2 separate regions of the Homo sapiens genome follow, and region 2 is linked to region 1. Evidence: chromatin contacts called from ENCODE Hi-C or POLR2A ChIA-PET data. All regions are on one chromosome and are shown on one strand. The core of a region is the stretch at or near the end of the contact, and the rest is flanking DNA. Distances in the headings are between cores, read along the strand shown.

What was found. Hi-C counts contacts between places; a loop is a spot of excess contacts on that map. ChIA-PET counts read pairs that join two places held with the same protein, here RNA polymerase II (POLR2A). Pooled maps may share reads with other maps.
Region 2: a loop to region 1 is called in a map of HepG2, with 17 times the contacts of the local background. The contact joins two enhancer-like sites. A Hi-C loop is called at or near these places in 2 of 168 maps with a recorded cell type or tissue (CD4-positive, alpha-beta T cell and HepG2) and 8 of 50 pooled maps. POLR2A ChIA-PET finds 5 or more read pairs at or near these places in 18 of 52 experiments (AG04449, BJ, CD4-positive, alpha-beta T cell and 11 more).

What each region holds. Positions count from the first base shown.
Region 1 is chr2:38,642,250-38,645,363 of GRCh38, reverse strand. No RefSeq gene overlaps it. Among named protein-coding and RNA genes, the nearest start is that of GALM, 22 kb to the left of the region's middle. RefSeq lists a cis regulatory region at 1,163-1,675. Within about 2 kb of position 1,608, at least 4 of the 41 ENCODE cell types and tissues checked have a DNase peak (open chromatin) inside an H3K27ac peak, as active enhancers do; they include CD4-positive, alpha-beta T cell, where a contact is called at or near this core.
Region 2 is chr2:38,680,867-38,684,409 of GRCh38, reverse strand. GALM (galactose mutarotase) reads right to left here. Exons shown (of 7, transcript NM_138801.3): 3 at 2,924-3,130. It overlaps LOC124905993 (a long non-coding RNA gene), which reads left to right. Exons shown (of 3, transcript XR_007086292.1): 3 at 1-527. Among named protein-coding and RNA genes, the nearest start is that of GALM, 17 kb to the right of the region's middle. Within about 2 kb of position 1,574, at least 3 of the 41 ENCODE cell types and tissues checked have a DNase peak (open chromatin) inside an H3K27ac peak, as active enhancers do; they include CD4-positive, alpha-beta T cell, where a contact is called at or near this core.

The DNA.
Region 1 (3,114 bases), core at 359-2,858:
TCTGTCGCCCAGGCTGGAGTGCAGTGGCGCGATCTTGGCTCACTGCAAGCGCCGCCTCTTGGGTTCACGCCATTCTCCTGCCTCAGCCTCCCGAGTAGCTGGGACTGCAGGCGCCCGCCACCACGCCCAGCTAATTTTTTTGTAGTTTTAGTAGAGACAGGGTTTCACCGTGTTAGCCAGGACGGTCTCGATCTCCTGACCTTGTGATCCGCCTGCCTCGGCCTCCCAAAGTGCTGGGATTACAGGCTTGAGCCACCGCGCCCGGCCCAGAATAGATTTTTTTAAAACCATCTTTATCGAGATATAATTCACATACCATAAAATTCACCCATTTAAGGTGTACAATTCGATGGTTTTAGCATATTCATAGAACTGTGCAACTACCACCAAAATCCAAGTTTAGAATATTTCCATCATCTCCAAAAGGAACCCCCACCCCGTAGGAGTCAATCCTATCTGCACCCCAAACCCCACCGCCAGGCAACCGCTCATTTAATTTCTATTTGAGCAAAAATGTTTAAAAGAGCCAGATTTTCTGCTGGAAAGTCAGTAGAACACACTATAAAAATGAGCTGCAGGATAGATACTTAAATTTAAATATATCATGAAAGGCAATTCATTTACTGTAGGAGAGTTTTTTGTGAAGGAACTGATTCCATACCGCACATAGTGAAAGCAAAATTTCTAAGCACTTCATTTCTTTCCTCATTTCACTGTCCTAAATAATCATACTGTTTTCTAAATCTTGGCTGTCTTATAGTTCAGCCTTTCTTTAAGGTAAGTGAGATTTATAAAGACATAAAGTAGATATAAAATTACAAAACTCAAAAAGAAACTCAAGGTCTGGGGCCGGGCACAGTAGCTCACGCCTGTAATCCCAGCACTTTAGGAGGCTGAGGAGGGCGGATCAACTGAGGCCAACAGTTCGAGACCAGCCTGACCAATACGGTGAAACCCCGTCTCTACTAAAAACACAAAAATTAGCCAGGTGTGGTGGCGGGCGCCTGTAATCCCAGCTACTCCGGAGGCTGAGGCAGGAGAATCGCTTGAATCTGGGAGGTGGAGGTTGCAGTGAGCCAAGATCACACCACTGCACTCCAGCCTTGGCAATAAGAGCAAAACTCCATCTCAAAAAAAAAAAAAAAAAAAAAAAAAAAGAAAAGAAAGAAACTGAGGGTCTGATTATAAGTAAGGCTTTAGTTAAAAACAAAAAATTTACCCAACGCCAGAAGCGGCCAAACAAGCTGCTCATTGACAGTGACACTGGAGTCACGTGCCTTTTCTTCTCCCCTGGTATCTGTACAAGCCCTGTCCACTTTAAGTGTTATTCACAAGAGATAATCTACTGAAACGAAAACGAGCAAGGAAGCCTAAGACTCAAGAGTAATTGCTTTCATTATTGTTGCAACATTCCCTCTAACTGTCACATCCTCCACTCTGTACCTGTTGTGTTGAGATAAAAGAGAAAACAGGAAGTGAGGTTGTTATTTAGCACAGGCAAACGACTATCACCAAGAGGTTCCAGGGCCAAGGCTTTCTGGTCAGAGGTTGAGGAGATGTACAGAAAACCAGTTTTGTACCAGATAATAGTAGAAAAGAAAGCTGTGCCCAAACAGAAGCGAGGGGGCATCCCAGTGTGCTGCCTTTGATATTAAGTTACTACCACTTAAGGTAGACAGATCTTATTTACCCCTAACGACTGCAGATTTGAATCTTGTTCATTTGGTTTCAATCACGATCAGGCTACCGAGAGGTGACAGCGTACTGGCAGCCCTCGCTTGCTCTTGGCGCCTCCTCGGCCTTGGTACCCACACTGGCCGCGCTTGAGGAGACCTTCAGCCTGCCGCTGCACTGTGGGAGCCCCTCTCTGGGATGGCCAAGGCCGGAGCCATCTCCCTCTGCTTGTGGGGAGGTGTGGAGGAAGAAGTGCAGGCGGGAACTGAGGCTGCACGCGGCGCACGCGGGCCAGCGCGAGTTCCAGGTGGGCGCGGGCTCAACGGGCCCCGCACTCCGAGCAGCCGGCCGGCACCGCCAGCCCCAGGCAGTGAGGGGCTTAGCACCCGGGATAGCAGCTGCGGAGGGTGCCCTGGGTCCCCCAGCAGTGCTGGCCTGCCCGCACAGCGCTCGCTGGGCCTCAGCTGCCTCCTCGCGGGGCAGGGCTCTGGACTTGCGGCCTGCCATGCCTGAGACCCCCACCCCTGGTGGGCTCCAGCACGGCCGGAGCCTCCCTGATTGGCGCCACCCCATGCTCCGCCGCGCCCAGTTCCATCGAACCGCCCAAGGACTGAGGAGTGCTGGCAGCGCAGCATGGGACTGCACAGGCTCCTCCTGCGGCCCTGGGGAGGGATCCACTAGGTGAAGCCAGCTGGGCTCCCGAGGCGGGTGGGGACTTGGAGAACTTTTATGTCTAGCTGGAGGATTGTAAATGCACCAATCAGCACTTTGTGTCTAGCTCAATGTTTGTCAACACACCAATCAGTGCTCTGTGTCTAGCTAATCTAGTGGGGACTTGGAGAACATTTGTGTCTAGCTAAAGGATTGTAAACAGACCAATCAGCTCTCTGTAAAATGGACCAATCAGCAGGATATGGGTGGGATCAGATAAGGCAATAAAAGTAGGCTACCCGAGCCAGCAGCGGCAACCCCGTGGGGTCCCTTTCCACACTGTGGAAGTTTTGTCTTTTGGCTCTTTGCAATAAATCTTGTTGCTGCTCACTCTTTGGGTCTGCACTGCCCTTAAGATCTGTAACGCTCACTGTGAAGGTCAACAGCTTCACTCCTGAGGCTAGCGAGACCACGAATCCACTGGGAGGAATGAACAACTCCAGACGGGAGGAACAGACAACTCCAGACACGCCTTCTTAAGAGCTGTAACACTCACCACAAAGGTCTGCAGCTTCTCTCCTGAAGCCAGTGAGACCACGAACCCACCAGAAGGAAGAAACTCCAAACACGTCCAAACATCAGAAGGAACAAACGCCGAACACACCATCTTTAAGAACTGTAACACTCACTGCGAGGGTCCACGGCTTCATTCTTGAAGTCAGTGAGACCAAGAACTCACCAATTTCGGACACACTACCAAGTTTCTTTTTCTCTGAGCTATTTGTTTTC
Region 2 (3,543 bases), core at 325-2,824, 39 kb before region 1:
TGAGCCACCACACCCAGGTCTTTAGGTAAAGTTTCAATAAAAAAAAAGTTATCCCAGTTTTGTGTTAGGCACAGGAAGGAACAGAAAAATAAAATAAAACAAAAAACGACCTGCAACCTACATACCTTTTATATTCTTTGACAAAGCCAGTTCTCCCCTCCTCCCCAGGTCTCCAACCCTCAAACTTAGAAGTGATGAGCAATACTTGGGCCCAAATAGAACAAAAATACCACTTATTAAATTTAAAAAACAAACAAAAATATATAAGATGAGCTGACTAATTTAAATATCAGGTTTTGAGCTATGTGCCTGGGGAGGGTTTGAGATATATGATAATGCTTCTCAAGGTATGGCAAGAGATATTCTGAAGATGCAGAGGCCCTTGACTCCAGGTCTGGCTTGGTGATCATCCACTCCTACCGGAGTGCCTTGGAAGGCTGGTGCCCCCATCCACCTTCAAACCTGAAGTTAGTGGCTGTGGATTCAAGCTACGCTTACTAAGATAGAGGTTGAAAATCCCTAATCTGAAAATCTAAAATCTGGGGCCAGGTGCGGTGGCTCACGCCTGTAATCCTAGCACTTTGGGAGGCTGAAGCGGGTGGATCACCCGAGGTCAGGAGTTCGAGACCAGCTTGGGCAACATGGTGAAACCCCATCTCTACCAAAAATACAAAAATTAGCTGGGCGTGGTCGTGGGCGCCTGTAATCCCAGCTACTAGGGAAGCTGAGGCAGGAGAATTGCTTGAACCCAGAAGGTGGAGGTTGCAGTGAGCCGAGATCGTGCCACTGCATTCCAGCCTGGGCAACAAGAGTGAAACTCCACCTCAAAAAAAAAAAGAGGACAATCTAAAATCTGAAATGCTCCAAAATCTGAGCTTTTTGAGTGCCAACATGACGCTCAGAAGTAGTCACTGGAGCATTCCAGATTTCGAGTTTTCAGATTAGGAATGCTGAACAAATAAGTATATATAACGCAAATATTCCAAAATCTGAAAATCTCCAAAATCCAAAACATTTCTGGCCTCAAGTATTTTGGATAAGGGATATTCAATCTGTGGTATACGGAAGGAAGTTCATTGACCGCGCTTTTGGGTGGGGTCTATGATCTAGGAAACTATTCAGCCTCTGAAAAGAGATTCAGAAATACCCGTCACTCCAAGTCCCTGCAGGATTGGAAGAGTCGTAAAAAGCCTTAGTAAACCTAACATTCCCATATTGTCTCCTTCATTGGAACACACTGGCAGATGGAATACTGCATGCATAATTTCTCTTTTTATTTCTAATCTATTCCTTTAGATCTCCCCTCCCTATTATTAAATAGGATGTCCTAAGTATGCAAAAAATGTAAAAAACAGAATTATCACCGAGTTTTTTACCTACATAAAACAATACTTTCTTCTATTTCTGTCGTTTGTTTCTGAACTTATTTTAAGAAGTAGATCCTCTTAGGTCTGAGGGTTTTTGTTTTGTTTTTGTCTTTTGTTTCGTTTTTAAGATTTTTTTTTTTTTTTTAAAGACGGAGTTTCACTCTTGTTGCTCAGGCTGGAGTGCAATGGCGCAGTCTCAGCTCACTGCAACCTCCGCCTTCCAGGTTCAAGTGATTCTCCTGTCTCAGCCTCCCGAATAGCTGGGATTACAGGCCCACGCTACCATGCCCAGCTTATGTTGTATTTTTAGTAGAGACGGGGTTTCACTATGTTGGTCAGGCTGGTCTCAAACTCCTAACCTCAGGTGATTCACTCATCTCGGCCTCCCAAAGTGCCGGGATTACAGGCATGAGCCACAGCACCTGGCCTTGTTTTTAAGATTTCAAGAAGGATGGTGAAAGTTCCTGAGGATAAGGAACCCGCAAGTGAAGGGTCAACTTTTTTAAAGGGAGAACTTTGGAAATTTTACAAGAACCAATTAACTCTGCAATTTGGGAAAATTCTAGAAAACAGAATCCAGCAGATCATCAGCAAACTCCTGAAACAGTATAAAAAGGTGAGATATTACTAGCTGACTGTGAACACCATCTTGCGGTAGAAAATCAGGCCAAAGTGAGTCAAGTATAGTAGACAATGATGAGTTCTTCAGATAAAGAGGAAGTAATAGATATAATCTACAGAGTTTAGCTAAGCTTTTTATTCTGTCTGATATGATATCCTCCTCAATGAGCTAAACTGTTACCTTTAGGAGGGAATGAGGTAGTTCAGAAGGGATCACTTAAGGGGGGTTGTCAGCAGCTCTACACCACTCTTATGTGGGCAGTTCAAGTGGTCCCCCACTGGGGTTTATCCCTCTGCTGGGTTGATTTTAGTGTCTTAACCAACAACTTCATAAAGGGCTTCTAACAGCAGCTGACAAATAGTAGGTAGTGTTATTACTATGAAATTGAGAATATGCCTTTATTAAGCTAAAAAAACCAGGTCTTCTAAATCCAAGTCCAGTGCTCTTTCCACGGTACTGCGCAGGGCAGGACTGGCCCACCCAAACCCCTGGGAGGAGCTGGCAGGCTCACAGGGGAAGCACACACATATTGGCAGCATATCTAAAGGAGCTGGACCATGCCCATTTCCAAAGCTCCAAGGGTGGAAGGCACCTTAATTGGAACAAATTTGCAGGGAGTAGACGTGGAATAAGGGAAGCAAATATAAGCACATGTTACAATTAGATTCTGAGAGGGAGTTCTTGAAACAGCTAGTTACTTGTCTGAAGCAAACGGGAAACAGGTACTTCTCTTGGCAGTACAATGTAATCATTCTGTCTTTCTCTATAATTTTCAATTATTGAGCACCTACTATAAGCCCTCTGCTGGGCCCTTTTCATCATCATGAGGGTGACCTCACTGCCACAGCAATTCCACACTACTCTGATCTCTCTAGCCACAGCCCAGGACATTCCACAAAGCACGAAGCAGGAAAGAAGAAACAAGTTCACTTACCTGGCCTGCCAGGTTGAAGTAAGAATGGTTGGTCAGGTTGACTGGTGTGGCCTGACTGGCTTGTGCTCTGTAGTTGACTATGAGCTCTCCGCCATCCAGGGTGTATGTCACCCAGACTTTTAACTCTCCGGGGTAGCCTTCTTCACCATCTGGACTGATGCGCGAGAACTGGACGCCATTTGACAGCACCCGAGGGGTCCAGAGCACCTGGAAAAAAGTGTTTTCAAAGTTGTGTAGTTGCTCCATCCTCAAGCTAAATGCCATATTTCAATATTTAAAGACAACTGATTTCACAAGGAAAATGGTTATACAATCAATTAAGACTTTTTAATGATAGCCTGGATTTTTTTTTTTTTTGAGACAGGGTCTCACTATGTTGTCCAGGCTGCAGTGCAGTGATACAGTCTTGGCTCTGCAACCTCCACCTCCCAGGTTCAAGCAATTCTCAAGCCTCAGCCTCCCGAGTATGATTACAGGCATGAGCCACTGTACCTGGCTAATTTTTGCATTTTTCGTAGAGACGGGGTTTTGCCATGATGACCAGGCTGGTCTCGAACTCCTGACCTCAAGTGATCCACCTGCCTCGGCCTCCCAAGGTGCTGAGATTACAGGCATGAGCC